Linked DNA regions of Homo sapiens: region 1 is linked to region 2. A link is a loop called in an ENCODE intact Hi-C map of the cell type or tissue named here. Cell type or tissue: GM12878. All regions are shown on one strand. Each heading gives the region's core, and the rest is flanking DNA. Links, peaks and the distances in the headings are about the cores only. Region 1 has its middle 20 kb from the start of BAK1. Region 2 overlaps LOC107986537 (a long non-coding RNA gene).

Region 1 (15,723 bases), core at 1-8,000, 48 kb after region 2:
CCTCCTGAGTAGCTGGGACTACAGGCGTGTGCCACTATTCCTGGCTAATTTTTGTATTTTTAATAGAGATGTGGTTTCACCATGTTGCCCAGGCTGGTCTCGAACTCCTGACCTCAAGAGATCCACCCACCTTGAGCTCCCAAAGTGCTGGGATTACAGGCCTGAGCCACTGCGCCCGGCCAAAATGTGTATTCTTACAAAAGTTAAGGCCTGGAAGGTGGCTCAGCCCTATAATCTCAGCACTTTGGGAGGCGGAGGTGGGAGAATCTTTTGAGCCCAGGAGTTCAAGATCAGCCCTGGCAACAGAGTGAGACCTCATCTCCAAAAAAATTGAAAAAAATTAGCTGGGCATGATGGCACTCGCCTGTAATCCCAGCTACCTGGAAGGCTGAGGCAGGAGAATTGCTTAAATCCGGGAGGCAGAGATGGCAGTGAGCCAAAATTGCAGCATTGCACTCCAGCCTGGGTGACACAGCCAGACTCTGTCTCAAAAAAAAAAAAAAAAAGAGAGACAGTGTCTTACTCTGTCACCCAGGCTGGAGTACAGTGGCACAATCACAGCTCACTGCAGCCTCAACCTCCTGGGCTCAAGCCTTCCCCCCACCTCAACCTGAGGAGTAGTTGGGACTGCAGTCGCGCACCACACATGCCTGGCTAATTTTTGTATTTTCTGTAGAGACAGAGTTTCATGATGTTACCTAGGCTGATCTCGAACTCCTGAGCTCCACTGATCCTCCCACCTCAGCCTCCCAAAGTGCTGGGATTACAGGCTTGCACCACTGCCCCTAGCCTAAATTAATCTTCAATTAATGTTGTAAGCTTAAAAACAGATCTTCTTATGTTTTTAAGTTTAACTTCCATATCCTGATATTCTATTTAGAAATCTTGCAGGTTTTGGATAAAAGTAAGAGTAATAACTTGTTCTTTGATTAATACACAATTAGCCCATGGGCTTGACATATTTAATTTGCTTGAACATTACTCATAGCATTTACAAACTTAGTTAATTAAATTCTCTTAAATATTTAAACTACATTTACAAATTTAATATACTTGATTTTTTTCCCAACCACTTCCAATTCCTCAGGGTAGATTTACAAGTCAAACAAGAAGGAAGTATTCAGCATGTAAATAATTCTCATAAACCTAATAATTCAGACTCTTAAATGTGGCAAGTCAAGTTATCTTGAAGATTCCAGCCCGGGGATAGTGGCTCATGCTTGTAATCCCAGCACTTTGGGAGGCCCAGGCAGGCAGATGACGAGGTCAAGAAATCGAGACCATCCTGGCCAACATGGTGAAACCCTGTCTCTACTAAAAATACAAAAATTAGCTGGGCGTGGTGGTGCGCACCTGTAGTCCCAGCTACTCGAGAGGCTGAAGCAGGAGAATCACTTGAACCCAGGAGGCAGAGATTGCAGTGAGCTGAGATCACGCCACTGCACACCAGCCTGCGACAGAGCAAGACTCCGTCTCAAAAAAACAAAACAAACCAAACACACACACAGAATATCTCAGTCTTCCAAAATCTCTTTTCTAACCTTTACATTAAAAAAGTAACATTATGGGCCGGGCACGGTGGCTAATGCCTGTAATCCCAACACTTTGGGAGGCCAAGGCGGGTGGATCACGAGGTCACAAGTTTAAGACCAGCCTGGCCAAGATGGTGAAACCCCATCTCTACTAAAAATAAAAAAATTAGCTGGGCGCAATGGCAGGCACCTGTAATCCCAGCTACTCGGGAGGCTGAGGCAGGAGAATCGCTCGAACCCGGTAAGCAGAGGTTGCAGTGAGCCGAGACCTCGCCATTGCACTCGAGCCTGGGCAACAAAGCGAGACTCTGTCTCAAAAGAAAAAAAAAAGTAACATTATGCTGGGCTCAGGGCTGTGTGCCTGTAGTCCCAGCTTAAAAAAAAGAAAAAAATCTTGTGTTTTTTTTTATTTGATCATTTCTATTTTCCTTCCCAAAGTAATAAAGTACTTTTAGTTCATATTTTTCTTGCCATAATTCTACAATGGTCTTATTGATTTGCCCCTACAACTAAAAAGAAGTCTGATAATTACCTAAATGAATTTTAAAGTTACCTTTTTTCTTTCCTTAGAGACAGGGTCTCCTTTTGCTGCCTAGGCTGGAGCGCTGTGACAGGATCATAGCTCACTGTAACCTTGAACTCCTGGGCTGAAGGGGTTCCTCCCACCTCAGCCTCCCAAGTAGCTAGTACTACAGGCGTGCACCATCATGCTCGGCTAAGTAAAAAAAAATTTTTTTGTAAAGATGGGGTCTCACTGTGTTGCCAAGGCTGGTCTCAAACTCCCAGCCTAAAGGGATCCTCCTACCTCGGCCTCCCAAAGTGCTGGGATTATAGGTGTGATCCACTGACCTCAGCCTAGTTTACATTTAGAAATTTACATTTCTAAAAAAAAAAAAAAATCTCAGAGTCTCTTCTTAGAAAGTGGGAGAAGGGGCCAGGCGTGGTGTCTCATGCCTGTAATCCCAGCACTTTGGGAGGTCAAGGCGGGCAATTCACCTGAGGTCAGGTGTTCGAGACCAGCTTGGTCCAACATGGTGAAACCCCGTCTCTACTAAAAATACAAAAATTAGCCGGGCATAGTGGCATGCACCTGTAATCCCAGCTCTTCAGGAGGCTGAAGCAAGATAATTGCTTGAACCTGGGAGGCAGATGTTGCAGTGAGCCAAGATAGTGTCACTGCACTCCAGCCTGGGCAACAGAGCAAGACTCCATCTCAAAAAAAAAAAAAAGAAAGTGGGAGAAGGGAGGCGTTTTTTGTTTTTGTTTTTGTTTTTAAGTAGTGCAGTGTCACAGTCTCAGCTCACTGCAACCTCTGCCTCCTGGGTTCAAGCGATTCTTTCTCCTGCCTCAGCCTCCAGAGTAGCTGGGATTACAGGCGTCTGCCACCACACCCAGCTAATTTTTGTGTATTTAGTAGAGATGGGGTTTCTCCATGTTGACCAGGCTGGTCTCAAATTCCTGACCTCAAGTGATCCACCCATCTTGACCTCCCAAAGTGCTGGGATTACAGGCGTGAGCCGCTGCGCCCAGCTGGGAAGGGAGGCATATCTGAGAGGGAGTATCGTGAAAAGGAAGAAAAATGTCTTCAAAAAGACACCCTCTCCTTGCTCTTGTTTTGCTCTTGTTGCCCAGGCTGGAGTGCAATGGTGCGATCTCGGCTCAGCGCAACCTCCGCCTCCCGGGTTCAAGCAATTCTCCTGCCTCAGCCTCCCAAATAGCTGGGATTACAGGCATGTGCCACCACGCCCTGCTAATTTTGTATTTTTAGTAGAGATGGGGTTTCTCCACGTTGGTCATGCTGGTCTTGAACTCCCGACCTCAGGTGATTTGCCTGCCTTGACCTCTTAAAGTGCTGGGATTACAGGCCACCATGCCAGTCCTGTTTCCTGTTTTCAAAAATAGAAATAGTATGTACAACTGTCTCTTTTGTTTAAAGGATATGTTAAGGAGTATAAGAAAAACTTAAATAATCATTTATTTACGCAGATTTTATTTATTTATTTATGTTTTTGAAATATAGCCTCAGCCAGGTGCGGTGGCTTACACCTGTAATCCCAGCACTTTGGGAGGCCGAGGCGGGCGGATCACGAGGTCAGGAGTTTGAGACCAGCCCGGCCAACATGGTGAAACCCTGTCTCTACTAAAAATACAAAAATTAGCTGGGCATGTTGGGGGGCTTCTGTAATCCCAGCTACTTGGGAGGCTGAGGCAGGAGAATTGCTTGAAACCAGAAAGTGGAGGTTGCAGTGAGCTCAGATTGCTGCCACTGCACTCCAGCCTGGGCAACACAAGAGAAACTCTGCCTCAAAAAAAAAAAAAGAAAGAAAGAAAGTCTCACTTTGTCATCCAGGCTAGAGTGCAGTGGTACTGCAGTGGTGCAACCTCCGCCTCCTGGACTCAAGCAATCCTCCTACCTCAGCCTCCTGAGTAGCTAGGAATACAGGTATGTGCCACCATGCCTGGCTAATTTGTGTGTGTGTGTGTGTGTGTGTGTGTGTGTGTATGTGTATATATATATATATATATATATATATATATATATATGTATATATTTGTCATACATATATATTTGGTAGAGACATGGGTTTCACCATGTTGGCCAGGCTGGTCTGGAACTCCTGACCTCAAGTGACCTGCCCACCTCAGCTTCCCAAAGTGCTGGGCTTATAGGCGTGAGCCACCATGCCCGGCCCATTATTTTTATTTATTTTTTATTTTTATTAATTTTTTTTTCTGACTCTGCTCAGAAAGAATGCTAGCAGGTTTGATGCCAGCAGATGATTAAACAAGTGCTTTCGTGTTTGCACTTGTTTGCACTTCCTCTCCTGCTTGCGTGCAATTGTCATGAAAACATGCTCAGTCTAACCTGAGTCATATCTGGGCCAGCTAGCTGGAGGGATGTGAGAGAGACACATGGAGGGAACCCCAGCTGTGCAGGGGAGGCCATCCTATACCAGCCAGGTCCCAGGGAGTCCTCAATCACCTGATTAAAGATGCATGAGTGCAGCCAGGCATGGTGGCTCACGCCTGTAATCCCAGCACTTTGGGAGGCCAAGGAGGGCGGATCACCCGAGGTCGGGAGTTCAAGACCAGCCGACCAACATGGGGAAACCCTGTCTCTACTAAAAATACAAAATTAGCCAGGTGTGGTGGCGCATGCCTGTAATCCCAGCTACTCGGGAGGCTGAGGCAGGAGAATCCCTTAAACCCAGGAGATGGAGTTTGCAGTGAGCCGAGATCGCACCATTGCACTGCAGCCTGGGCAACAAGAGCAAAACTCTGTCTCAAAAAAAAAGAAAGAAAGAAAGAAAAAAGATGCATGAACAAGCCCAGTCAGCGGAACTGCTCAGTTGACATTGGCTGGAAGAAATCATAAATGGTTTTATGACCACTGTAATTGCCCACCTGGGTTCTTCCTGCCTGCTGCCCAGAAAAGCCAAACACGGAGAACACCAGGAATTGCAGTAGAGAAAGTTTAATCACAGGGCCAACCAGGCTGAAGGATGGAAGATGTTTATCAAATCTGCTTCCCTGAGAATTTGGAATCCAGGGATTTTTAAGGATAGTTTGGTGGGCAGGGGGCTAGGGAATGGGAAATGCTGATTGGTTGGGTTGGGAATGAAATCGTAGGGGGATGAAGCTGTCTTCTTATGCTGAATCAATTCCTATAGGGGTCAGAAACCTACTGTGTCAGTTTATTGGTAAAGGTTACTGGTTTGGGCAGTGTCAGCTGGTCCATCAGAATGCAGGGTCTGAAAAATACCTCAAGCACTAGTCCTAGGATTTACAATAGTAATGTTATCCATAGGAGCAATTGAGAAAGTTACAAACCTTGTAACCTCTAGCTGCATGACTCCCAAACCATAATTCTAACCTTGTGCCCATTTTTTTTTTTACAAAGGCAGTTTCAAGCCTGGGCAACATGATGAAACCTGTCTCTACAAAATATACAAAAATTAGCCAGGCATCATGGCACCTGGGACCTGTGGTCCCAGCTACTGGGGAGGCTGAGACAGGAGGACCGCTTGAGCCTCAGAGGTGGAGGTTGCAGTGAGCTGAGATAATGCCACTGAAACTCCAGCCTGGGTGACAGAACAAGACCCTGTCTCAAAAACAACATCAGTGGCTGGGCGTGGTGGCTTACACCTGTAATCCCAGCACTTCGGGAGGCCGAGGTGGGCAAATCGCCTGTGCTCAAGAGTTTAAGACCACCCTGAGCAACATGGGGAAACCCTGTCTCTACTAAAACACAAAATATTAGTCAGGCATGGTGGAGGCACATGCCTGTAATCCCAGCTACTCGGGAGGCTGAGGTAGGAGAATCATTTGAACCCAGGTTGCGGTGAGCCGAGATCGCACCATTGCACACTCCAGCCTGGTCAACAAGAGCAAAACTCCCGCCAGGCATGGTGGCTTATGCCTGTAATCCCAGCACTTTGGGAGGCCGAGGTGGGCAGATCACAAGGTCAGGAGATCAAGACCATCCTGGCTAACACGGTGAAACCCTGTCTCTACTAAAAATACAAAAATTAGCCGGGCATGGTGGTGGCCGCCTGTAGTCCCAGTTACTTGGAGAGACTGAGGCAAGAGAATGGCGTGAAGCCGGGAGGCGGAGTGCAGTGATCCGAGACCATGCCACTGCACTCCAGCCTGGGTGACAGAGCGAGAGTCCGTCTCAAAAAAAGAAAGAAAGAAAGAAAGAAAATATACCAAACGAACTTGTAGATTTGAGCAAAGAAATCTCCAGTCAGAATGTTGAAAGTGTCCATTGGCTTTTACCATCTGTGTTTGATAAAGTTTTCTTTCTTTTTTTTTTTTTGACACAGAGTCTTGCTCTCTTGCCAGGGCTGGAGTGCAATGGCACGATCTAGGCTCAACCTCCGCCTCCCGGGTTCAAGTGATTCTCCTGCCTCAGCCTCCTGAGTATCTGGGATTACAGGTGCATGTCACAACGCCCAGCTAATTTTTGTATTTTTTTTAGTAAAGATGGGGTTTCCCCATGTTGGCCAGGCTGGTCTTGAACTCCTGACCTCAGGTGATCCACCTGCCTGGGCCTCCCAAAGTGTTGGGATTACAGGCGTGAGCCACCATGCCCAGCCCTTGATAACGTTTTCTAAGCTGGATCCATGGCTCATGTCTGTAATCCCAACACTTGTGGAGGCCAAGGCAGGAGGATCCTTTGAGGCTAGGAGTTCGAAACTAGTCTGGCCCATGTAGACAGATCTCATCTGTACAAAAAAAATTTTAAAATTAGCCAGGCATGCTGGCAGGTTCCTGTGGTTACAGGTACTCCGGAGGCTGAGGTGGGAGGATTACTTGAGCCTAGGAGGTCAAGGCTGCAGTGAACCATGATCGTGCCTCTGTACTCCAGCCTGGGTGACCCCATCTCAAAAAATTTTTTTACAAGAGGTGAGCTAAAGAGATGAACTAGTCAATTTGCAAGCTGAATTCAGAGGAAATGTGGAGGGTGCAGCATTTTCTGGGTTGGAAAAACAAAATTACTTCCCTGCTGGGCCTGGTCATTCACACCTGTAATCCCAGCACTTTGGGAGGCTGAGACAGGCAGATCACTTGAGGTCCGGAGTTCCAGACCAGCCTGGTCAACATGATGAAACCCCGTCTCTACTAAAAATACAAAAATTAGCTGGGTGTGGTAGCATGCCCCTGTAGTCCCAGCTACTCAGAAGGCTGAGGCAGGAGAATCACTTGAACCTGGGAAGTAGAGGTTACGGTGAGCTGAGATCTCACCACCGTACTCCAGCCTGGGTGACAGAGCAAGACTGTCTCAAGAGAAAATTTATTTCTCATTTCTAGCCTCTTAGCCCAGTAAAGAAATGCACTCTAGGGCATGGCTGAAGACTGTTAAATTCTCTGGGAATATCAAGACAGTGCCTAGTAGACCCTCTGACAAAAGGACATCTGTGAATTTTAAAAGCATGACTCCCACAGCACCCTCACACAGTTAGTTGATACCTAGTTAGTGGAGACTTAAGTCAACAAAGAAACATATCTCGAGAAAATTTGGGGTGTGGTTCTTGATGCATAAGGTGGACTCTAATCATACAGATATACTCAAAACTCCAAAGTTTTTAAGGATATTGCACCCACAACCGCACTGCTAATCTAGACACAAAGGGGCTGAGACTGTTCAAACTGTACAAAGACCTCTGGGTTGCCTGCTTTCCATCAGGAGGAAGGAAGCTGAGAAAGCATCTCAGCCACCATCAAAGCCTGCCTCGGCCGGGCGAGGTGGCTCACGCCTGTAATCCCAGCACTTTGGAAGGCCAAGGGGGGTGGATCACCTGAGGTCAGGAGTTCGAGACCAGCCTGACCAACATGGTGAAAATACTAAAAATACAAAATTAGCTGGGCGTGGTGGTAGGCGCCTGTAATCTCAGCTACTCGGGAGGCTGAGGCAGGAGAATCGCTTGAACCTGGGAGATGGAGGTTGCAGTGAGCTGAGATTGTGCCATTGCACTCCAGCCTGGGTGACAAAGCAAGATTCCATCTCAAAAACAAAAAAAAGAAAGTACCACATCTAGGCCTGATATAGATCACAAGATCCTGGACTTTCACCCTAATGTCAGGATTGGATGAGTCTTTTGGGGGTCCTGCAATGGGGAATGAGCATATTTTGCATATAGAAAAAACATAAGTAATCGTGTCTAGAGAGGCCAGGTGTGGTGGCTCATGCCTGTAATCCCAGCACTTTGCAGGATGGAGGCAGAAGGATCGCTTGAGGCCAGGAGTTTGAGACCAGCCTGGGCAACATTTTGTAGAGACCTTGTCTCTACAAAAGATTTAAATAAAAAATTAGCTGGGCGTGGTGGCACGCACTTGTGGTCCCAGCTACTCAGGTGGCTAAAGTGGAAGGATCACTTGAACGCAGGAGTTCGAGGCTGCAGTAAGCTGTGATACCTTCGCGGCACTCCAGCGTCCGCAACAGAGTGAGACCCTGTCTCGGAAAAAAAAAAAAATCCTGTGGCCAGAGGGCAGACTGTGGTATATTGATTGCATTAATGGCTCCGAGTCTTCACCCCTCCCTGTCTCCACACCCTTTGCCGTGTGAATTTGCAATTTCTTCCTTTTTTTTTTTTTTTTTTTTCCGAGATGGAGTCTCGCTCTGTCACCCAGGCTGGAGCGCAGTGGTGCGATCTTGGCTCACTGCAAGCTCCGCCTCCCGGGTTCACGCCATTCTTCTGCCCCAGCGTCTCCGAGTAGCTGGGACTACAGGCGCCCGCCACCACGCCCGGCTAATTTTTTGTATTTTTGGTAGAGACGGGGTTTCACCGTGGTCTAGATCTCCTGACCTTGTGATCTGCCCGCCTCGGCCTCCCAAAGTGCTGGGATTACAAGCGTGAGCCACCGCGCCCGGCAATTTCTTTCATAATAGAAGTAGAGTCTATTTCCCCACCTTCTTGAAGAATCTGAGCTTAGCCATGTGACTTGCTTTAGCCATTACGATGTTAGCTGACTTGACACAAGTAGAGGTTTGAAAAACTGGCCGGACGCAGTGGTTCACGCCTGTAATCCCAGCACTTTGGGAGGCTGAGGCGGGCGGATTACCTGAGTTCGGGAGTTGGAGACCAGCCTGACCAACAAGGAGAAACCCCATCTCTACTAAAAATACAAAACAATTAGCTGGGCATGGTGGCGCATGCCTGTAATCCCAGCAACTCCGGAGGCTGAGGCAGAAGAATCATTTGAACCCTGAAGGCCGAGGTTGCGGTGAGCCGAGATCGCGCCATTGCACTCCAGCCTGGGCAACAAGAGCGAAACTCCGTCTCAAAAAAAGAAAAAGAAAAACCACCTGTGTGTTTCTGCTTCTTCTCTTGCTCCTCGGTGATCACCATGAGAACACACCCAGAACATTCCCAGGTTGACCTGCTGAAGGGACATGAATGACACATGGAAGAAAGCTGACTTGTTTCAGCTGAGGCTATCCTAGACAACCCTCAGCTGACTACAAAGTTTTTTTTCAGACGGTGTCTTTTTTTTTTTTTTTTTTTTTTTTTTTTTGAGACAGGGTCTCACTCCATTGCCCAGGCTGGAGTGCAGGGGCTGGATCACAACTCACTACAGCCTCAACCTCCCACGCTCACTCAAGTGAGGCTTCCACCTCAGCCTCCCAAGTAGCTTGGATTAGGAGCCACCACCCTGCACAGCTAAACTTCAATTTCTTTATCTGCTAAATGGGCATACTGCAAAAACTTGTGAAAATTAAATAAGATAAAGTAGATAAACAGTATAGTGCAGTAGCAGGCACACATAGTACAAACTCAACAAAGTCCCTAGCTATTTTCTTTTTCTTTTCTTTTTTTCTGAAACAGGGTCTTACTCTGTCACCCAGGCTGGAGTGCAGTGGTGTGATTATGACTCACTTCAACCTCTGCTTCCTGGGCTCAAGCAATCCTCCCACCTCCACCTCTTGAGTAGCTGGGACCTCAGGCACGTGCCACCACACCGTGCTAATTTTATTTATTTATTTATTTATTTATTTATTTATTTATGTTTTGAGATGGAGCCTCACTCTGTCACCCAGACTGGAGCGCAGTGGTGCGATCTCAGCTCACCACAACCTCCGCCTCCCAGGTTCAAGCGATTCTCCTGCCTCAGCCTCCTGAGTAGCTGGGATTACAGGCGCATGCCACCGTGCCTGGCTAATTGTGTGTGTGTGTGTGTGTATTTTTAGTAGAGATGGGGTTTCGCCATGTTGACCAGGCTGGTCTTGAACTCCTGATCTCAGGTGATACACCTGCCTCAGCCTCCCAAAGTGCTGGGATTACAGGCTTGAGCCACTGCACCCGGCTATTTTTGTATGTTTTTTAAGAGACAGGGTCTCCCTATGTTGCCCAGGCTGGTCTAGAACTCCTGGGCTCAAGCCATTCACCCACCTCAGCCTCCCAAAGTGCTGAGATTATAGGTGTGAGCCACCGCACCCAGACTTTTTTCTTTCTTTCTTTCTTTCTTTTTTTTTCTGTAGAGACAGGGTTCCCTATGTTGCCCAGGCTGGTCTCTCAGGTGATCAGCCCACCTCAGCCTCCCAAAGTGCTGGAAATACAGGCATGAACCACCATGCCCAGTCCCTATTTTCTTTTCTTTCTTTTTTTTTCTTTTTTGAGATGGAGTCTCACTCTGTTGCCCAGGCTAGAGTGCAATGGTGCCATCTTGGCTCACTGCAACCTCCGCTTCCCGGGTTCAAGCAATTCTCCTGCCTCAGCCTCCCAAGTAGCTGGGATTACAGGTGCACACCACCACGCCCGGGTAATTTTTGTATTTTTAGTGGAGACGGGGTTTCACCTTGTTGGTCAAGCTGGTCTGAAACTCCTGACCTCAGGTGATCCACCTACCTCGGCCTCCCAAAGTGCTGGGATTACAGGTGTGAGCCACCGCGCCCAGCCTATTTTCTTTATATTAAAATATTTTTGGCTGGGCATGGTGGCCTGCACTTGTTATCCCAGTACTTTGGGAGGCTGAGGTGGGAGGATTGCTTGAGTATAGGAGGTCAAGACCAGCCTGGCCAACATCAGGAGACCCCATCTCTATAAAAAATTTAACCAGCCAGGTGAGGTGGCTCAAGCCTGTAATCCCAGCACTTTGGGAGGCCGAGATGTGTGGACCACGAGGGCAGGAGTTTGAGACCAGCCTGGCCAACATGGTGAAACCCCCGTCTCTACTAAAAATACAAAAATTAGCTGGGCGTGGTGGCGGGCACCTGTAATCCCAGCTACTCAGGAGACTAAGGCAGGAGAATTGCTTTAACCTGGGAGGCAGAGGTTTCGGTAAGACAAGACTGCACCATTGCATGCCAGTCTGGGTGACAGAGAGAGACTCCATCTAAAAAAAAAAAAAAAAAATAGCATGCCACCACCCATGGTTAAATTTTTTTTTCACAAAGGCGGTAAGTGGCAAAGCTTGGATTTGCACCCAAATATTTGGTGTCTTTAACCACTTGGATGTCAGATTACAGCAACTAGAAGCCATTTCTTTCTTTTCTTTCTTTTTTTTTTTTTTTGAGACAGAGTTTCACTCTTGTTGCCCAGGCTGGAGTGCAATGGTGTGATGTGATCTTGGCTCACCGCAATCTCTGCCTCCCAGGTTCAAGCGATTCTCCTGCCTCAGACTCCCGAGTAGCTGGGATTACAGGCATTCACCACCATGTCCGGATAATTTTTGTATTTTTAGTAAAGACAGAGGTTTCACCATGTCGGTCAGGCTGGTCTCGAACTCCTGACCTCATGATCTACCCCCCTCGGCCTCCCAAAATTCTGGGATTACAGGCGTGAGCCACCACGCCTGGCTGCTAATTTTTGCCCCACTAATTTTTGCCTCAGGAGGCTGAGGCAGGAGGATTGCTTAAGCCCAGGAGGTCAAGGCTGCAGTGAGCCTTGATTGCACTCCAGCCTTGGCGATAGAGAAAGACCCTGTCTCCAAAAAAATAATACTAATAATAATTGCTGGGTGCGGGGGCTCACGTGGCCTGTAATCCCTGCACTTTGGGAGGCTGAGGCGGGCAGATCACCTGAGGTTGGGAGATCGAGACCAGCCTGACCAACATGGAGAAACCCTGTCTCTACTAAAAATACAAAATTAGCTGGGTGTGGTGGTGCATGCCTGTAATGCCAGCTACTCGGGAGGCTGAGGCAGGAGAATCGCTTGAACCCGGGAAGTGGAGTTTGGAGTGAGCCAAGATTGTGCCATTGCACTCCAGCCTATGCAACAAGAGCAAACTCTGTCAAAAACAAAAACACACACAACAGATACACTCAGAGATTGTGCCCTCAAGTCATATACTGCACATGACAAGTACAAATACCGGAGCTAAATCCTAATACTCTCCCCATTCTATTTGAGTTTGTTTATTGAGGCTTCAAGGCACTCAATAAATGTTTGCTGAATGAATGAAAGAAAGCCAGAATTCTCATTTGATTTCATATTAGAGGAATTGGCCCTAAAACTATTTAAGAGGCAGACTTGAACTTATACACAGGTCCCACAACTTAAGCCATGTCAAAGGACAACATTATAACAAATTTAGCTTAAAGATCTCAGTTGGCATTATTTTCGATTCTAGAATCAGGCAACACTTCATTCCGTAAAATAGAATAAATGTTCCATGAGCTCAGCAGAAGATGTTGCCTTTTTTTTTTGAGATGGAGTCTTACTCTGTCACCCAGGCCAGAGTGCAGTGGCGTGATCTCGGTTCACTGCAACCTCTGTCTCCTGGGTTCAAGCGAAGTTCAGGCGACTCTCCTGCCTCAGCCTCCTAAGTAGCTGGAATTATAGGTGTGTGCCACCATGTCCAGCTAATTTTTGTATTTTTAGTAGAGACGGGGTTTCACCATGTTGGCCAGGCTGGTCTCGAACTCCTGACCTCGGGTGATCCACCCACCTTGGCCTCCCTAAGTGTTGGGATTACAGGCGTGAGCCACCGCACCTGGACTGAAGTTGGTTTTATAAACACAGAAGAGCTGAAGAAAGCAGAAGTAAGGAAGAATGTATTAAGTTACTTTTCAAAGTTTTTTTTTTCTTTCTTTTTTTTTTTGAGATGGAGTTTCGCTCCAGGCTTTGTTGCCCAGGCTGGAGTGCAATGGCACAGTCTTGGCTCACCGCAACCTCCGCCTCCCGGGTTCAAGCGATTCTCCTGCCTCAGCCTCCCGCATAGCTGGGATTACAGGCATGCGCTACTACGCCCAGCTAATTTTGTATTTTTAGTAGAGACAGGGTTTCTCCATGTTGGTCAGGCTGGTCTTAAACTCCCAACCTCAGGTGATCCGTTCACCTTGGCTTCCCAAAGTGCTGGGATTACAGGCGTCAGCCACCACGCCTGGCCTTCTTTTTCTTTTTCTTAGAGACAGGGTCTTGCTTTGTTGCCCAGTCTGGTCTCAAACTCCTGACCTCAAGCAATCCTCCTACCTCAGCCTCCCAAAGTGCTGGGATTATAGGTGTGAGGCACCACCCAGACTTCAAAGTTATTTTTTTCTTGTAAGGTGGGGGAAAGGGACGCAAAACAATTGGAAAAACAACTGATTAGTTAACATCGGGTCTCTTCAGGTTCTTTAAGCCTTTTTTTTGTTTAAGGATTAAAACAGAACTTCATTATCATGTGGTTAAAGATTTAAACTGATCTTTTTGAGAAATTGGCTGTTATCTCTCTCTCCTTATTTTTCAGAATGTCGGATAACAACTTAGTTTAGCATGGGTGACTCCATCTTGAGTTTTAGTTCTATCTGTTTTGACCTAGTGCAGTCCCGTCCCTCCCTCCTTCCCTCCCTCCCTCCCTCCCTCCCTTCCTTCTCTCCCTCTCTCTCTCCCTCCCTTCCTTCCCCCGTTCCTCCCTCCCTCGCTCCCTTCCACCATTTGTCTCATTCTGTCGCCCAGGCTGGAGTGCAGTGGCACAATCACGGCTCATTGCAGCCTTGAACTCCTGGGCTCAAGCCTTCCTCCCCCTCAGTCCTAGCTAGGACTATAGGCGTGTGCCACCATGTGTGACTAATGTTTTTTTTTTTTTTTTTTTTGGTAGACAAGGGGGGGTCTCACTGTGTTGCCTAGGCTGATGGCTTTCTATAATTTTTATTTAATAAATGAAATGCTGTTTCCAACTCAACAAGGCCATTAACTGGCCAATGAGTGGATCAGATCCCAAGGGCCATTGGTGGTGAGAAGGGGAGAGACTGACCCACAGGGAATTATCATTGGATGTTAAGAAATGGGAAAGCACATTGAAACAGAAAGGAGATGAGTCAGAGGAGACATTCCAGGGGAGAAGCAGATCCTGTAAAATGTCCTGTGGGTTGAGAGGAGGAGAGAGGTGGAAGGAGCTCGGGAGAGCCCAGAGTGGTGCCTGGACCATCCGGCTGTAGCAAAGGCAAGAGTCAGAAAAAAGTCTGGAAAGCCACTGAGAAGGCCTTGAGTGCCTGCCTGAACATGATGAGTTTGTTCAAGGAAATGGTTTATGTGTCCCCTCCTGAAAAGCCTCCCTGGGTACTCCCAGACCAGGCCAACCTGGCACATTTTTTCTGGGGCACCAAATTCCCTGCGTCCCACTCAGATTACTGCTTGATGCCTCCTCCTCCATGGCTATGTAAGCTGCCTGAGGGCAGACCCTTCAACACTCCTGTGCTCCTACCAGGGATGGGCAAGGAGGAGGCGAATGTAATGAATATCATGCACCTCATGGATTTTCAGTGGGGATCAAGACGATGTTTTGTGAAACCAGTTTGGTCGTGGTGGTGGTGGTGGTGTGCTGGGGACACTTTGAACTGGGGGGGACCTAAGGCAGGGCCATTACCAAAAAACCTAGAAGTTAAGAATATACCCCACAGCCTTGGCAGTGGCAATGGGAAGGCAGAGATGGGCAGCTAAGGAGTGACCGTCTACAGGAGCGGCCTCTGACTCAGGGTGGCCATGAGCAGAGGAAGGCACAGTGGCTTCAGAGACTGGTGAGCAGCAAGGAAGAGAAATTCATGTAAGGCACGGACCTGCCTCCTCCCTGCCCAACGTTGTGTGCTTTCAGCTCTTCCTCCTCTACCCTCTACAAGTTACTTTTCCCACTGGACAGCACCCTTCGGGGTCTCTCTGTCAGGCACCTGGGTTTGAGACAAATTCCACAGCGTGACACAGCCTAGGAATAGGCTTTACTGGGGGAAGAGAAGACAACAAATCATCAAGAGAAGCAGCATGGGTTCCTTGACCCTCCTCTCATCACCCTCCCCACCCTGCTGGGGGTGGGGGTTTGCCGCGAGGGTGGGGAGGGCCCCGAGCCAGAGCAGCCGAGCGCTCTTCCAGTGTGCATTCCAGTGGGAGGGCCTTCCTGCCATCACGCTGCCTTTGTGTAGAGCTGGCATGAAAAAGCAGCTTTGTCAGTGGAGGTACCCCAGGCTGCTTGGCACCATGCAGTCTAGATTTGGGGTGCCAGCCCATTACAGGAGCTGTCTGAGAACACCAGCATTTGAACACCCTAGTCCTGTAGACATCGCAGTGCCTCCCACTGGTGGAGGGGGCTGGGGAGACGGAAAAGCATGCATGGAATACTCAGAAGAATCCCCAGTCTCCTGGTGAACTGAGCGTGGATGTGCCCCCTCTTGCCAGGAAAAGGAAGGGCTATTCCTAGTTAGCGCATTCTGCAGGCCACCCAGAATGAAAGTCCAAGCTCACGTTAAGACACTCATCCGGCCGGGCGCGGTGGCTC
Region 2 (16,444 bases), core at 3,821-11,820:
ATTTTTCCAATTTGGGATTTTGTTTATGTACAAAAAAGGCAATTAACAAGCAGCTTACTTATGAGAAACCCCTAGGGCTTCCAGAATCCAATAAAAATGTATCTGAGCTTTGCATTCCAAATACAACAAAGCAAATCAGTGTAATTTTAATCCTTTAATAAGGAGTTTGCAAATGTAGCCTCAACATAAACAATTTTACAGCAACAAACCAAGAAATACGAAAGCTGATGGGTGGCAATACATTTCAGTAGTCAATCCTCTGTTATCCAGGCCCAGACAGGCTGCCAGATGTGCCCAGCCTGAATGTCAGGTTCTAGGCAGCCCCCACCTCCACCCATAGAACTTTCCCAAGGATCATCTTCCAGGGACCAGCCAGGGATGTTCAGGAATTGCAAACTGTTTTAAATATTATCAGCACAAATTGCATCTGGTATATGGAGTTAGGGGATCTGATTTTAATAAGATAGATTCAATTTACTGTTTTAAACATATGTTATGAATGTGTTTAAAGTACTGCTTTGGGTCTCTTAATCAACTTTCCACAAAATAGTGAGTGTTTGTTCATTATTCGATATAAATTTAACATATGGTCTTCACATCTCAGATTTGGCTTTAGGCTACATTTTATTATATGAACTTAAAAACATTTTTTTGAGACTTCGTCTCACTCTGTCACCCAGACTGAAGTACAGTGGCATGAACACATTTCACTGCAGCCTCAACTTCTTGGACTCAAGGGATCTTCCTGCCTCAGCCTCCCATGCACCACCATGCTCAGCTAATTTTTTTATTTTTATTTTTTGTAGAGACAGGGTCTCATGATGTTGTCCAGGCTGGTCTCAAACTCCTGGCCTCAAGTGATACTCCCACCTCAGCTTCCCAAACTGCTGAGATTAAAGGCATAAGCCACCATGTAGTATGTAACAGACAGTTGTAATATTTGATTTTATTTTTTGAGATGGAGTCTCACTCTGTCATCCAGGCTGGAATGCAGTGGCATAATCTCAGCTTACTGCAAACCTTTCCCTCCCAGATTCAAGTTATTCTCCTGCCTCAGCCTCCCAGGTAGCTGGGATTACAGGCATGCACCACCACACCTGGCTATTTGTGTGTGTGTGTGTGTGTGTGTGTGTCTGTGTGTATTTTTAGTAGAGAAGAGGTTTCACAATGCTGGACAGGCTGGTCTTGAGCTCCTGACCTCAGGTGATCCACCTGCCTTGGCTTCCCAAAGTGCTGGTGAGAGGTGACATCGTGCTGGCAGCCCTCGCTCGCTCTTGGTGTCTGCTCGGCCTCGACGCCCACTCTGACCGTGCTTGAAGAGCCCTTCAGCCCGCCGCCGCACTGTGGGAGCCCCTCTCTGGGCTGGCCGAGGTCGGAGCCGGCTCCCTCTGCTTGCAGGAAGATGTGGAGGGAGAGGCGTGGGAGACGATCACGGGCCAGCGCGAGTTCCAGGTGGGTGTGGCCCCACACTCGGAGTGGCCGGCCAGCGCCACTGGCCCTGGGGCAGTGAGGAGCTTAGCACCCAGGCCAGCAGCTGCAGAGGGTGCGCTGGGTCCCCCAGCAGTGCTGGCCCGCCAGCACGGCACTCGAATTCTAGCCCGGCCTCAGCTGCCTCCCTGAGGGGCAGGGTTTGGGACCTGCAACCTGCCATGCCCAAGCCTCCCCAACGAACACTGTCCCCTCCTCCGTGGCACCTGGTCCCATCGCCCACCCAAGAGCTGAGGAGTGTGGGTGCACGGCCGGGACTGGCAGGCAGTTCCGCCTGTGGCCCCCTGCAGGATCCATTAGGTGAAGCCAGCTGGGCTCCTGAGTCTAGTAGGGACTTGGAGAACCTTTATGTCTAGCTAAGGGATTGTAGATACACCAATCAACACTCTGTGTCTAGGTCAAGGTTTGTAAATGCACCAATCAGCACTCTGTGTCTAGCTCAAGGTTTGTAAATGCACCACTCAGCACTCTCTATCTGGCTAAGCTGGTGGGGACTTGGAGAACCTGTATGTCTAGCTAAGGAATTGTAAATACACCAATCAGCACTCTGTGTCTAGCTCAAGGTTTGTAAATACACCAATCAGCACCCTGTGTCTAGCTGAAGGTTTGTAAATGCACCAATCAGTGCTCTGTGTCTAGCTAATCTAGTGGGGACTTGGAGAACTTTTGTGTCTAGCTCAGGGATTGTAAATGCACCAATCAGCTCTCTGTAAAACAGACCAATCAGCTCTCTGTAAAATGGACCAATCAGCAGGATGTGGGTGGGGTCAGATAAGAAAATAAAAGCAGGCTGCCTGAGCCAGCAGTGGCAATCTGCTTGGGTCCTCTTTAATAATGGGGAAGCTTTGTTCTTTTGTGTTTTGCAATAAATCTTGCTGCTGCTCACTCTTTGGGTCTGCACTGCTTTTATGAGCTGTAATACTCAACATGAATGTTTGCAGCTTCACTCCTAAGGCCAGTGACATCATGAACCAATGAACCCACCATGAGAAATGAACAACTTCGGATGCACTGCCTTAAGACCTGTAACACTCACTGAGAAGGTCTGCAGCTTCAGTTTTGAAGCCAGTGAGACCACAAATCCACCAGAGGAAACTCCGAACATGTCCGAACATCAGAAGGAACAAACTCCAAACACCCCATCTTTAAGAACTGTAACACTCATTGCAAGGGTCCATGGCTTCATTCTTGAAGTCAGTGATACCAAAAACCCACCAATTCTGGACACACTGGGATTACAGGTGTGAACCACTGTGTCCAGCCAGATAGTTGTAATATTTAATGTATGTACATGGGGCTGCCACTAGGCCTTAGAGCACCTTCGCACCTTTACACAAATTACAACGTGGTGGTTTTTTTTTTTTTTGGAGATAGGGTCTCATTCTGTCTCCCAGGCTGGACTACAGTGGTGCAATCATGTCTTACTGCTGCCTTGACCTCCCTGGAGTCAAGCAATCCTCTTACCTCAGCCCTCCAAGTAGCTGGCACATACCACCACACCTGGCTAATTTTTTTTAATGTTTTTTGTAGAGACAGGGTCACTATGTTTCCCAGGCTGGTCTTGAACTCCTGGCTTCAAGTGATCCACCTCAGCCTCCCAAAGTGCTGGCATTATAGGCATAAGCTCTGGATCTCTGCAAAAGTTATATTATGCCACAAAACCATACCAGCTCTGCCAGGCAGAACTTTCCAGCATTGTGGCACACACATGTACCCACACTCTCTCTCACTCATGCAGTCTCTGGGTCCTGGGGCACATAGCTGTTGGTGGCCAGAGACTCTATGATATCCCTGCCCCCAGGTGTTAGATTTGGAGTCCCACAGCTGCAGAAATTGGACTTCTAGGGCAGTGACCTGAAGCTTAATTTCCTTGTGTCCCTAGTTATCTTTGACTGTATGCTAGTCATTATATTTGAAAAATTATTTGTGGGAATAATTTAAGGGCCAAGATGAAGGTGATTTCCTCTGCAGAGAATTTGTGTTTGCATCTGCTAGGAGCTTGGGAGCACTGTCAGTCTTGGGCTACCCAAAGTCAAGGCTTGGGGGTTCCCTGGATTATCCAGGCAAATAGAGCCAGGCTGTAATTCTGGCAGGTTGGTCCACTTTTAGTTCACTGGGGAAAAGGGGATGTCCTGATAGGTTTCCCACCTAGGATAGCGCTGGGCTGTGATACAGATCCTTTCATTGAAAGAGGCCATTGGGCTGGATGCAGTGGTTCTCAGCACTTTGGGAGGCCAAAGCAGGAGGATTGCTTGAGGCCAGGAGATCAAGACCAGCCTGGGCAACATAGTGAGGCTTCTCTACAAAAAGAAAAGAAAAGAAGAAAGAGAGAGGAAGAAAGAAAGAGGGAGGGAGGCAGGGAAAAATACATCATCAGCAGAAGCTCAACCCTCCACCCTCCCCTAATGGGTGAAGGTTCCTGGAGAAAGAACAGCTTCTGGACTCCTCTCTCCTTTGCCTACAGAGTGATGCTGTCCCACCTTGTCAATTCTTTACAGAAGATGTTTTCAGTATTTTTTTTTTTTTTTTTTTTGAGACAGAGTCTCACTCTGTTGCCCATGCTGGAGTGCAGTGGTGTGATCTTGGCTCACTGCAACCTCTGCCTCCCGGGTTCAAGCAATTCTCTTGTCTCAGCCTCCCGAGTAGCTGAGATTACAGGTGCCCGCCACCACGCCTGGCTGATTTTTTGAATTTTTAGTAGAGATAAGGCTTCACCATGTTGTCCAGGCTGGTCTCGAACTCCTGACCTCAGGTGATCCACCCGCCTTGGCCTCCCAAAGTGCTGGGAATATAGGCATGAGCCACCATGCCTAGCCTGTTTTCAGTATTTTATTCAACTATTTAGTTGTTTTCAGCTGGAGGGTTGCTTGAGAGAGTTATACTCCTATTACCAGAAAAAGGAAGTCCTGTTGTTTTCATTTAATTTATCTGATTAGTGGTGAATCCTAGTGTCTTTTCTTATATTGGTAACAGTTCAAGCTTCCTCTTCTGTGAAATGACTACTCATTCCCTGTGACCTTTACTCTTACAGGCTCCTGGCTTTCTCTTGTTGATTTGCGGACATTCCTTAAATACTCTAGATATTAATTATGTGTTAGTTTTACACGTTATATCTTTTCCTAGTTTGTTATTCATCCAATACCTTTATGGTGTCTTATACTTAACAGGAATTCTTAATTGTGCTGCAGACAAGTTCAACATATTGTTCTCTAAAAAGGTTTGCAATTTGTCGATGTCTTCCTTAATAATTGTCATTCAGACAAAGCCAGTTTTTCCAGTGTCATTTGACCCGCATAAAGTAGAGGGACTCTGGTCTCCCTCTTTTGTTCACTGAGTCTGTATTTGCAGTCTAAGTCTGCAGAGGTGGTGACCTTATCATACTGCTGCTTCATTCATTAGCTTGCAATAAAAACCACAAGTCCCTCACATGTATTGCTGTTAAATCATCTACCCCCTCATCGTGTGCTTATGAAGCTAAGTTTTAGACAGAAAGGCAAAATACAGATCTCTATTATTCTTTATCTTCGTTCAGCCCACCATTCCAGGCTGCTAAGTTATTTTTGGACCCTGATTCTGTCATCCAGTACTTTGGCTGCCCCAGTTTTTCGCCACCTGAAACTTTGATAAATATGTCATCCATTTCCATGTCCAAGTAGCTGAGAAAAATGCTGAACATAAGACGACTAAGGCTGAAGCCCTGGCCCATGCCCCCAGAGTCCTCTTTCAGGCAGATATTGATTAATTAATGATAGCATTCCTCCAAAATGTATTGAGGAGCATCTAAATGGCTGGCCCTAGGCTAAGTGCTGGAAATACAAGGTAGCGAATGAAAGAATTCTCCACTCTTGAAGGGTTCACATTCTAGTGGAGGGGACAGAGGCAATTATATATATGTGATATAGGCCAGGCGATATGGCTCACACCTGTAATCCCAGCACTTTGGGAGGCTAAGGCGGGTGGATCACTTGAGTTCAGGCGTTCAAGACCAGCCTGGCCAACATGGTGAAACCCCGTCTCTACTAAAAATATAAAAATTAGCAAGGTGTGGTGGCACGCATCTGTAATGCCAGCTACTTGGGAGGCTGAGGCAGGAGAATCACTTGAACCTGGGAGGTGGAAGTTGCAGTGAGCCGAGATCTCGCCACTGCACTCTAGCCTGGGCAACAGAACAGGACTCTGTCCCCCATAAAAAAATTATACATAAGATATAAATTACAACTTACACTTGTGAGTGCTTTTTTTACAAACCACTCTTTCATGGATTCTCTCTCTCTCTTTTTTTTTTTTTTTTTTGAGACAAAGTCTTACTCTGTTGCCCAGGCTGGAGTGCAATGGCACGATCTCAGCTCACTGCAACCTCTGCCTCCCAGGTTCCAGTGATTCTCCCACCTCAGCCTCCCGAGTAACTGGGACTACGGGTGTGCACCACCATGCCTGAATAATTTTTTTGTATTTTTAATAGAGATATGGTTTCATGATGTTGGTCAGCCTGGTCTCGAATTCCTGACCTCAAGTGATGGAAGAGCGTTTTTTTGTTTGCGTGTTTGTTTGTTTTTAGAAACAGGGTTTTACTATATTGCCCAGACTGGTCTCAAACTGCTGGGTTCAAGTGATCCTCCCACCTCAGCCTCCCAAAGTGCTGGATTGCAGGCATTAGTCACCACACCTAGCATGAATCATTATTTGCTCAAATAAACTCTGCTAAATTTTATTGACTAAGGTTCTTCTTTAAATAATAAGTAGTAAGGGTACATGCATTTTATAAAAATTTTCCTTTTAGTTATCAATTATATGTATGTGTGCTGGCTTAGAATCTAAAATATCTTTCCTTTTTTTTTTTGAGACAGAGTCTCACTCTGTCACCCACACTGGAGTGCAGTGGCGCGATCTTGGCTCACTGCAATCTCTGTCTCCCAGGTTCAAGCAATTCTCCTGCCTCAGCCTCCTGAATAGCTGGGATTACAGGCGTTCAACACCACGCCCAGTTAGTTTTTGTATTTTTAGGAGAGATGGGTTTTCGCCATGTTGGCCAGGCTGGTCTTGAACTCCTGACCCCAGGTGATCTGCCTGCTTCGGCCTCCCAAAGTGCTGGGATTACAGACGTGAGCCACTGGGCCCTGTCTAAAATATATTTCTTACTGTGGGTCCTAGTCAAAAAAGTTTGAAAGCAGGCCCAGTTAGTTTTTGTATTTTTAGGAGAGATGGGTTTTCGCCATGTTGGCCAGGCTGGTCTTGAACTCCTGACCCCAGGTGATCTGCCTGCTTCGGCCTCCCAAAGTGCTGGGATTACAGACGTGAGCCACTGGGCCCTGTCTAAAATATATTTCTTACTGTGGGTCCTAGTCAAAAAAGTTTGAAAGCAGGCCAGGCACGGCTCACGCCTGTAATCCCAGCACTTTGGGAGGCCCAAGGTGGGTGGATTACCTGAGGTCAGGAGTTCAGGACCAGCCTGACCAACATGGTGAAACCCCATCTTTACTAAGTACAAAAAATTAGCTGGGTGTGGTGGCACATGCCTGTAATCCCAGTTATTTAGGAGGCTGAGGCAGGAGAATCGCCTGAACCCGGGAGGCGGAGGGTGCAGTGAGCCGAGATTGCACCATTGCACTCCAGCCTAGGCAACAGGAGCAAAATCTGTCTCAAAAACAAACAAAGAAACAAAGTTTGAAATTAACCGACATAGTGACTAAATTCGTACCCTTTTGAGTCAGCTGGAACTGGGCTCAGCTATGTGGCTTCGGGCAAGTAACTTAACTTCTTTTTTTTTGAGACAGAGTTTCGCTCTTGTTGCCCAGGCTGGAGTGCAAGGGCGCGACCTCGGCTCACCACAACCTCCGCTTCCGGGGTTCAAGTGATTCTCCTGCCTCAGCCTCCCGAGTAGCTGGGATTACAGGCATGTGCCACCATGCTTGGCTAATTTTTCTATTTTTAGTAGTGACGGGGTTTCTCCATGTTGGTCAGGCTAGTCTCAAACTCCCGACCTCAGGTGATCTGCCCGTCTCGGCCTCCCAAAGTGCTGGGATTACAGGTGTGGTAACAACTTCTCTGAGAGAATTTCCTCACCAATAAAACAAGATTGTAATATCCGTCTTCTTAGATTGTTATATGAGGATTAAATAAGTGCAAATTGCTTAGTTCGGCATCGGGAATGTAATATGTTCAGAAGATGTGGTTATTATTTTCTAGCTTTAAAGATACGCACACATGGCCTTGTTTCTTTCTCATTCCCAGCTCTATTAATTTCACTTCCTACTTTCTATTTTCAGCCATTTAGAGAAGCAAGTCTGCGACTCTCTAGCAATCCTGGATTTTATGGAAATTATCTCTCCCATCTCAGAGGGTTTCAAGGCCCATAAACCTGCTCCTCCCACAGCTTGCTGTCTGCAGTTCGGGGGCGGATGAACCACTCTGTGTCCCAGCCCACTCTCCGCTGTTGAGGATCAGCGTCCCGGGATCTTTGGTAATAGAGGATGCAGCTGAGGGTTTTGTTTTTAAAACTGGGCTCTCCTTCCTTTTCCTCTGAGGAAAGGAAACTTTTTTCCTGCCTCTCCTCCCAACATTGCAAGCTCTTCCTCGCTTTCTCTCACAGGTCTGCGCTCTCCTGCTAAGCCCAGGACGTTTCCTTCCCTTTTTCCCTGTGCCCCTGTTCCTTGGCCACAGGGTGGAGGTGAGCTCACGCCCCTGCCCCTCCGTTCCCTTCACCTCCATTCTGGCATGTTGCCCCCACTGTTCTCAGACTGGGGTGCTCGAGCAATCTGCCCTCCTGTGTTTTGGGGGCTGTCCAGCTGTAACCCCTTCCCTGGGTTGGGCTGCTTTACACTTGGGCTCCCACCAGGGTCCAGGAAGGGGTGGGGGCTTGGGGGTGGAGACTATGGACCCCACCTCCTCCTGGGAATGGGCACCTGGATGGCTGCTTTATGGCCATGTGAAAGCAGAGCAGGCATCACTCATTCCATCCTCATTCATTCCTTCACTCACAACAAGTGCTGCAGATACCCAAGATGACTAAGAAATGGCCCCTGCTTTCAAAAAGCTCAGTCTAGTCCCATGATGTCCTTAATCACACCCCCTCAAAAAAGTCGTATTAAGCAGTAGGTAAGGGGAAGTGACCTCTAAGAAGGATCTAACAGTGGAAATTACCTATCTTAACGACACAGGTAAATTCAACTTTGTAAAAGAGTTTATGGAGTGAGAAAAAGCATCAGAATCAAGTAAGTTTGAGGGATGAAGCCAAGTGTGCTTTTAGAAAAGTCTATTCACATTGCAAAGGTTTCTCTCCTTTCGACAGTGGCTCATGCCTATAATCCCAGCACTTTGGGAGGCCAAGGTGGGAGGATCACTTGAGTTCAAGAGTTCAAGACCAGCCTGGGCAACATAGGGAGAACCTGTCTCCATAAAAAGGTTTAAAAATCAGCCAGGTGTGGTGGCATGTGCTTGCAGTCCTATTAGGGAGGCTGAGGTGAGAGAATCACTTGAGCCCAGGAGTTCAAGGTTGCAGTGAGCTATGATGGTGTCACTGCACTCCAGCCTGGGTGACAAAACGAGACCCTGTCTCTAAAAAAAATAAAGTTTAAATTTAAATCTAAAAATAAGAGATTCCCTCCTTTTAAGTAGTCTAGAAACAGGAGCCATTCTTGTTTCTATTTTCTGGTTACATATTTAGTGTCCTGTGTCGGGAGGGTGGCAGGGTGCTGGAGCTCACTTCTAGGCCACACTGACCGTAACATTATACCATGAGACACCCACTGCTCACAGATGTGGTTATTTCCAGGACTCCACTTCTGGAAACAAGGCCCCAAGTGACTGGCTGTGGGACATTCTCCTCCCTCCAAAAGTGTGAAATAAACATCACTTAGAAAAAACTTTGCAATTGGTAAAACAGTAAGCAATGAAACAGACACTTCTCAAATATTCCAAGATGATACACGCTTTTCAGTGTGTATGATCCAATAAAGCCATTGGAGCTAGGCTTTAATAGTCAAAAAAGACTATTCAGTTAGATAGGAACTATTTGCCTATAACTATTGGCCAAAAATAGGTTAAAAAATTGTTTTAAATTTGTGCTTTACAAAACATGTGGACTTTTTTAGAAAATGTGTCAAATTTCAAAAGAAATATAGACATTATGGAAAGGTCAGTTAAGCACAGCCCTAATCCTGAAAACATAACTATGAAAGATACTAGCTGTTACTTGTAACCAAAAGGAAAAAAAAGATATTAGTAACCAATAATTAGCAAACAATGCCCATATATTTCCTTTTTTTTTTTTTTTTTTTGAGACAGGGGCTTACTCAGGCTGGATGTGATCATGGCTTACAGGAGCAGCCTTGACCTCCTGGGCTCAGGTGATCCTCCCACCTTAGCTTCATGAATAGCTGCAACCAGAGGCATGAGCCACCATGCCCAGCTAATTTTCTTATTTTCTATAGAGACGGGATTTTGCCATATTGCCCAGGCTGGTCTCGAACTCCTGGACTCAGGGGATCTACCCGCTTTGGCCTCCCAAAGTGCTGGGATTACAGGTATGAGCCACACACCTGGCCATATTTTCCATATTTTATTTATTTTTATTCTGAAACAAAATGTTTATTTAAGAAAGGCCATCCAGCCTGGCCAACATGGTGAAACCCCGTCTCTACTAAAAATACAAAAATTAGCCAGGCATAGTGGTACACGCCTATAGTTCCAGCTACTTGGGAGGCTGAGGTGGGAGAATTTCTTGAGCCCAGAAGACACAGGTTGCAGTGAGCTGAGATCGCACCACTGCACTCCAGCCTGGTAGACAGAGAAAGACTCTGTTAAAAAAAAAAAAAAAAAAAAAAAAAAAGTCAAACCAGAGCAGTCCAGGACATAGAAAGTGGGCCTCTCTGGTAATCCCATCTCTGGAAACAAACCTCAGAAACAGCTGAGGCCTGGTCCATCCTCTAGAGAAACGCCAGTGCAGAAACCCTCTCCCAGATGTGTGTGTAACATGGGTAAGACTGTGTGCTTCCATGGCCTTGTGCGGTGGCTCACGCCTGTAATCCTAGCACTTTGAGAGGCCGAGGCGGGCGGATCATGAGGTCAGGAGATCGAGACCATCCTGACTAACATGGTGAAACCCTGTCTCTACCAAAAAAAAAAAAAAAAAAAAAAAAGCCAGGTGTGGTGGCGGGCGCCTATAGTCCCAGCTCCTCGGGAGGCTGAGGCAGGAGAATGGTGTGAACTGGGAGGCAGAGCTTGCAGTGAGCTGAGATCGCGCCACTGGAGGCTGAGGCAGAAGAATGGTGTGAACCCGGGAGGCGGAGCTTGCAGTGAGCTGAGATTGCGCCACTGCACTCCACCTTGGGCAACAGAGCAAGACTCTGTCTCAAGAAAAAAAAAAAAAAAAAGACTGTGTGCTTCCATCAGATGGTTTCAAATACATCCGACTGCTGGGAGGACAGGATGGAATGAGGTGTATGGTCCTATGCTGCCACTGGGGACAGCATGCTGCCGGCCCCTGCGGCATTCCTTCAGCTGGAGTCCGCTGATAAAGGGAAGGAACAGGGAAGAGGAAGAGCTGGGAGGTGGCAAGTGATAGCTGTGGTGACAACAGAGGAGGCCCTTGTGGCAAACTTATCAGCAGAAGTCATCACAGGGAGGGGGGCAGGGTGGCACTCACTCATCCTCCGTTACTCCAGGTGAGCATCCGAGGGTCGGCCCTTCTCCATCCCCCGCAGTGTTATGGGCTAGGGGGAGGGCAGGGCAGGGCAGGGCCAGGTGCTGACAGCTCCTGCAGGCAGACAGCATCAGCCATCCTTCTAGGGCACGGGCAGAGAGGGATGTCAGACAGCAACCACTCAGAGGAAAGCCCTCTCCCAGGGACCCAGGCCTGAGATACAGATAACATTGACTATTTCTCCCCACCCTTCTCCTCCAATTCACCCAGTGTCAGCCATGCATTAGGCAGACAGGCTGGGCCAGTCCCTGTCATGGCAGAGCTGCCCTCCTAGGGCGATGATGGACACTGAACAAGTGAAATGGAAGAACAGGGGACCCAACTTATTTAGGGAGGTCTGTTTCAAGGAAAGCCTTTTTGCAAGCCAAATGTAAACTAAGTTTCAAATACATCCCCCTTCCCTGACCAACATCTCCCCCAAGGTACTATCCCTTTCCAATAAGTAACTTCATCCTGGCATCACTTGGAAACTTGGCATTCTGGCCAAGGCCTCCTTCCTAAGACCTTCCTTTTAGTTCTCTTTTGTTCAAGGCTGAGTTTACAGCTCACTGTTCCCAAAGCACACCAACTATTTGTGTGCCTGTTTAAGAAATCCTATGCAAAACAGCTAGGGTGGGCTTTTGCCATGGGGGCATCTGGGCAGTGGCTTTGATGCCAAGCCTGATGTGGGTGCCCCACATTTAGCTGGAAGACAGCCTCTCCTTTACCCTGGAAGCTTGGGACAGAGGTTGGGTTTAGCTACAGGAGGACAAGTTTCCTGTGGAAAAAGTGGGGGTGGCTGTAGGGAGGTCACACAGTTTGTTTTATGGAGAGCCACCTCAGCACTGCAGGCAACCCAGTTTCTGCAAGTCCCCAGTGCAGCCTTAAGGAACAGGCAGCTGTGCCATAGGTTTGAGTGTGCAGCAGCCAGCAGCCCCAGAGGGCAGCTCAGGCCATTGCAAGTTTGTTCTTTTCTACCTCCTGTCCTGCAGCCTTCGTGATGCTAGCCCCATCCTAGTCCCAACCAAGCTCATGTGTCCTTTAAGCACCTAGAGACCCAGAAGCAAGGCACATACTGCAATTGCTAATTCCAGAAAGGCTGTTACAAAAGCTGTGTAACAGGAGTACTGCAATACAAGTCCCCCCCCCCCTCCACCTGCTGCCTTCTGAGCAAAGGTGTGTGTGTGCAGCGAGGGGCATGTCTAGGAGGCCGCTTGAGTTGGGTAGGATTGGATCCTGGCTTCTACCAGGCAGGTGTAGCACAGCCTCATCCTCTGGCTCTAGACAGGCTTGCTGTCTGCATCCCTCCACCCTATTCTCTCCAGAGTCCACCACGTGTTCCTCCACTGACACCATGTCTAGTGGGTTGAAAGATCCTTCCACCACTAAAAGATATGTTCACTTCGCAAATCTGGAACCTAGGAACATGAACTAATTTGGAAAAAGGGTGTTTACAGACACAATTAAGAATCTGAAGATCATATCATATCTGAACGAGCCCTAAATTCAATGACAAGTGTCACGAGAGACACACAGAGGAGAGACACAGACAGAGGAGATGGCCAGGTGAAGACAGAGGCAGAGGATGGAGTTCTGCAGCCACAAACCAAGGACCACCTGGAGCCACCAGAAACTGGAAGAGGCAAAGGAATCTCCCCTCAAGCATTTGGAGCGCAGCCTGCTGGCACCTTAACTTTGAACTTCCAGCCTCCAGAACCATGAGAGAATATAGTTCTGTTGTTTTAAGCCACCCAGTTTGTGGCCATTGGTTACAGCAGCCCTAGGAGACCAATGGAGTCCCTTTGACCAATCCGGTGGCAAATTCCCAAGCCTGCCCTTACCCACCCACTGGCAGAACTTGGAGGCGATGGCCATCCCAGCCCTCCTGAGACCCTTCCTTCACACTGCTCTGCCGACTCCACAGGGCGTCGTCACAACTTCCATGCTGGATCTGTCACTTCCCTCTTAAGTGTTAGGGTCTGCAGCTCAACCTTCGTGGGTCCCCTCGAAATCATCTAGTTTGTGGCTCTAGACACCATATGCATTCTGACACTCCTGAATTTACCTCTGGCAGGAAGGTGGCACAGAGCAGGGGCTCAACAACTATTTAGAGAAAGAGTGACTCTTTTCACATAAATCACCATTTTAGGTGTACTTACCATATTACTTCCAAAGCATGTGCCGGCCGGGCACATTGGCTCATGCCTGTAATCCCAGCATTTTGAGAGACCGAGGCGGGTGGATCACCTGAAGTCAGGAGTTCGAGACCAGCCTGACCAACATCGTGAAACCTGTCTCTACTAAAAATACAAAAATTAGCTGGGCATGGTGGCGGGTACCTGTAATCCCAGCTACTCCTGAGGCTGAGGAAGGAGAATCGCTTGAACCTGGAAGGTGGAAGTTGCAGTGAGCCGAGATTGCACCACTGCACTCCAGCCTGGGCGACAGAGCAAGACTGTCTCAAAAACAAACAAACAAACAAACAAATGCATGTGCAGATACATTATTTTGCTTCTCATAGAAGCCCCATGCTTTTGAGAGACGGGGGGCTAGTCCTTCAGCTATTTCATGGCAGAACTCAGGTCTCTGGACCGTCCATGTGTCTCCTGCTAGACCCCCCTGATAAGGCGGGCAGCCCTGCAGGTTCTGCTACACTAACCTTGCTCCTGTGAGATTTCTCTGCAGGAGCCCCCATCTAGTGTGACTCCTCCCCTCAAACCTCTAGAACAGGCGTTGGCAAAGTACACCCCTTGGCCAAACCTGAGTGGCCACTTGTTTTGGAAAAAAAGCTTCACTGAGGCCAGATGCGGTGGCTCACGCCTGTAATCCCAGCACTTTGGGAGGCTGAGTCGGGCAGATTCCTTGAGCTCAGGAGTTCGAGACCAGCCTGGGTGACATGGTGAAACCCTGTCTCTACTAAAAATACAAAAATTAGCTGGGCGGGGTGGCTGGTGCCTATAGTCCGAGCTACCCAGGAAGCTGAGGTGGGAGGATCACATGAGTCTGGGAGGTTGAGGCTGCAGTGAACCATGATGGCGCCACTGTACTCCAGCCTGGGCGACAAAGTGAGACCCTGTCTCAAAAAAAAAAAAAAAAAAAAAAAAAGAAAAGAAAAGAAAAGAAAGAAAGAAAGAAAAAAACAAGAAGAAAGCTAAGCTTTACCGGAACTCAACCATGCCCATTTGCACACATGCTATCTGTGGCCATCTTTGTGCTCCCAGTACAGCTAAGCAGTTACAGCAGAGACCACACGGCCCCCAAAGCCTAAACAGATTTACTCTCTGGTCCTTTACAAAAACAGCTTGCCAAGCCCTTCTCTGGAATGAATTAGCTACAAGTGAAGGCTTTTCTCTCTGTGGTTTGTTTGTACCATCTCTCTCCTACATGAATTCTAGGGTAGAGTAAGGTGTGATCTTTTTTCTGCTTTCCCACTCATTACACTCATGGGATTTGAAACTGTGTGAATTCTACTATGTTAATGAAGGTCCCCATGATTATCCACAGCCTTTCTTCCCTCCTCCCTCCCAGTCAATGTCTCTCCCCAGAGTGGAGTCTGATGATTTATAAGGCTGGTATTCCTTGTCCAGCCACACTGATGGCATTCCCAGGCTTCTCTCTTATGTGGACTCTGATGGGCCATGAGATTCTAGTTATGTCTGAACACTTGTCCACACCTCTGGCATTCTTTCTTTCTTATTTATTTATTTATTTTTTGAGACGCAGTCTCGCTCTGTCACCCAGGCTGGAGTGCAGTGGCATGATGACAGTTCACTGCAACCTCCACCTCCCAGGTTCAAGCAATTCTCCTGCCTCAGCCTCCTGAGTAGCTGGGATTACAGGCGTGTGACACCAAGCCCAGCTAATTTTTTTGTATTTTAGTAGAGACGGGGTTTCACCATGTTAGCCAGGCTGGTCTTGAACTCCTGACCTCAAGTGATCCACCCACCTCGGCCTCCCAAAGTGTTGGGATTACAGGCGTGAGCCGCGGCACCTGGCCTTTTTTTTTTTTTTTTTTTTTTTTTTGGAGACAGAGTCTTGCTCTGTCACCCAGACTGGAGTGCAATGGCACGATCTCGGCTCACCGCAACCTCTGCCTTCCGGGGTCAAGTGATTCTCCTGCCTCAGCCTCCCAAGTAGCTGGGATTACAGGAATGCGCCACCACGCCTGGCTAATTTCGTCTTTTTGGTAGAGACGAGGTTTCTCCATGTTGGTCAGGCTAGTCTCAAACTCCTGACCTCAGGTGATCCGTCCGCCTTGGCCTCTCAAAGTGCTGGGATTGCAGGCGTGTGCCACTGTGCCTGGTTGACCTCTGGCATTCTTAAGGCTCCTTCCTTAGCTGGGCATGGTGGTGTGTACCTGTAGTCCCAGCTACTCAGTAGGCTGAGGTGGGAGGATGACTTGAGCCCAGGAAGTCAAGACTGCAGTGAGCTGTGATTGCACAACTGCACTCCAGCCTGGTCGACAGAGTTACACTGTCTCAAAAAATAAAAATGTAAAGGCTTCTTCCCAAAATGAAAACTCTGACAATGACGTGAGGCTGATCCCTGAAGGCCTCCCCACCTGTAAAAGGCTTTTCCCCTTGTGTGAATGCACTGATGAGCCAGGACTTGGGAGCTCTCCCTAAAGGCTTTGCCACTCAGGTACACTGATGGCGTCCCTCCAGTTCTGCAGTATAACACACACAAAAGCTCTTCCACACCTCCTGCACATATATGGCTCATTGGAGCCTGAACTCTCTGGCGTGCAGTGAGGTGTGATCCCTCTCTGAAATCATTCCTGCATTCTTTACATCCTAGACAGCTTCCAAAGTCTCCAGAGTGGACCGCCTGATCAACAACAATGGCCTTCTGAGAGAAGGTGCCTGCGCTCCATTCTCACACGTGCTCTGTGGTGGGAGGAAAGGGCCTCATCATCTGCTAGGCTCTTCCATGTGGGCTACATCTGTGGAGGCTTTCCACACACTCCTGGGCCTTCTCTGCAGCGGACGGCCACGTCGTCACACAGTGATGTTCCTGCGCTCACTGCAGGTGTGGGTTTTCCCTGGAGCAGTGCACGGCTGTGGGAGAACTTGTGGCTGTTCTTCAGGGCTTCTTCACACGTCTTTACTCTGCAAACAGCAAGATGTGACTTCCTACTAGATCCCTTACTGCACTCACCACACTTGAAGGATCCTTTTCTTCTAAGATCTCTTGTGATTTCTTGGGATTCATGCGATTCTACAAATTTGGATCTCTGGAGCCTGGCGTTTGGTGTCCTCCCAGTGGACTCAATGCTCA

What was found. Peaks named below come from ENCODE experiments on the same cell type or tissue, not always from the same donor. Only the 100,000 strongest peaks of a DNase experiment are listed, where the experiment ranks them.
Region 1: it touches region 2 in a loop (2.8-fold over the local background); 2 of 110 quality-filtered maps call a loop at or near these places.

What each region holds. Positions count from the first base shown.
Region 1 is chr6:33,552,655-33,568,377 of GRCh38, forward strand. No RefSeq gene overlaps it. Among named protein-coding and RNA genes, the nearest start is that of BAK1, 20 kb to the right of the region's middle. RefSeq lists an enhancer at 9,830-9,999. In GM12878, for the core only: no CTCF peak of the experiment used is centred there; a DNase peak (open chromatin) is centred at 4,417; H3K27ac peaks cover 669 bases.
Region 2 is chr6:33,501,310-33,517,753 of GRCh38, forward strand. It overlaps LOC107986537 (a long non-coding RNA gene), which reads right to left. Exons shown (of 3, transcript XR_001743876.1): 3 at 15,619-16,444. Among named protein-coding and RNA genes, the nearest start is that of ZBTB9, 55 kb to the left of the region's middle. In GM12878, for the core only: no CTCF peak of the experiment used is centred there; DNase peaks (open chromatin) are centred at 7,192 and 7,622; H3K4me3 peaks cover 576 bases; H3K27ac peaks cover 1,088 bases.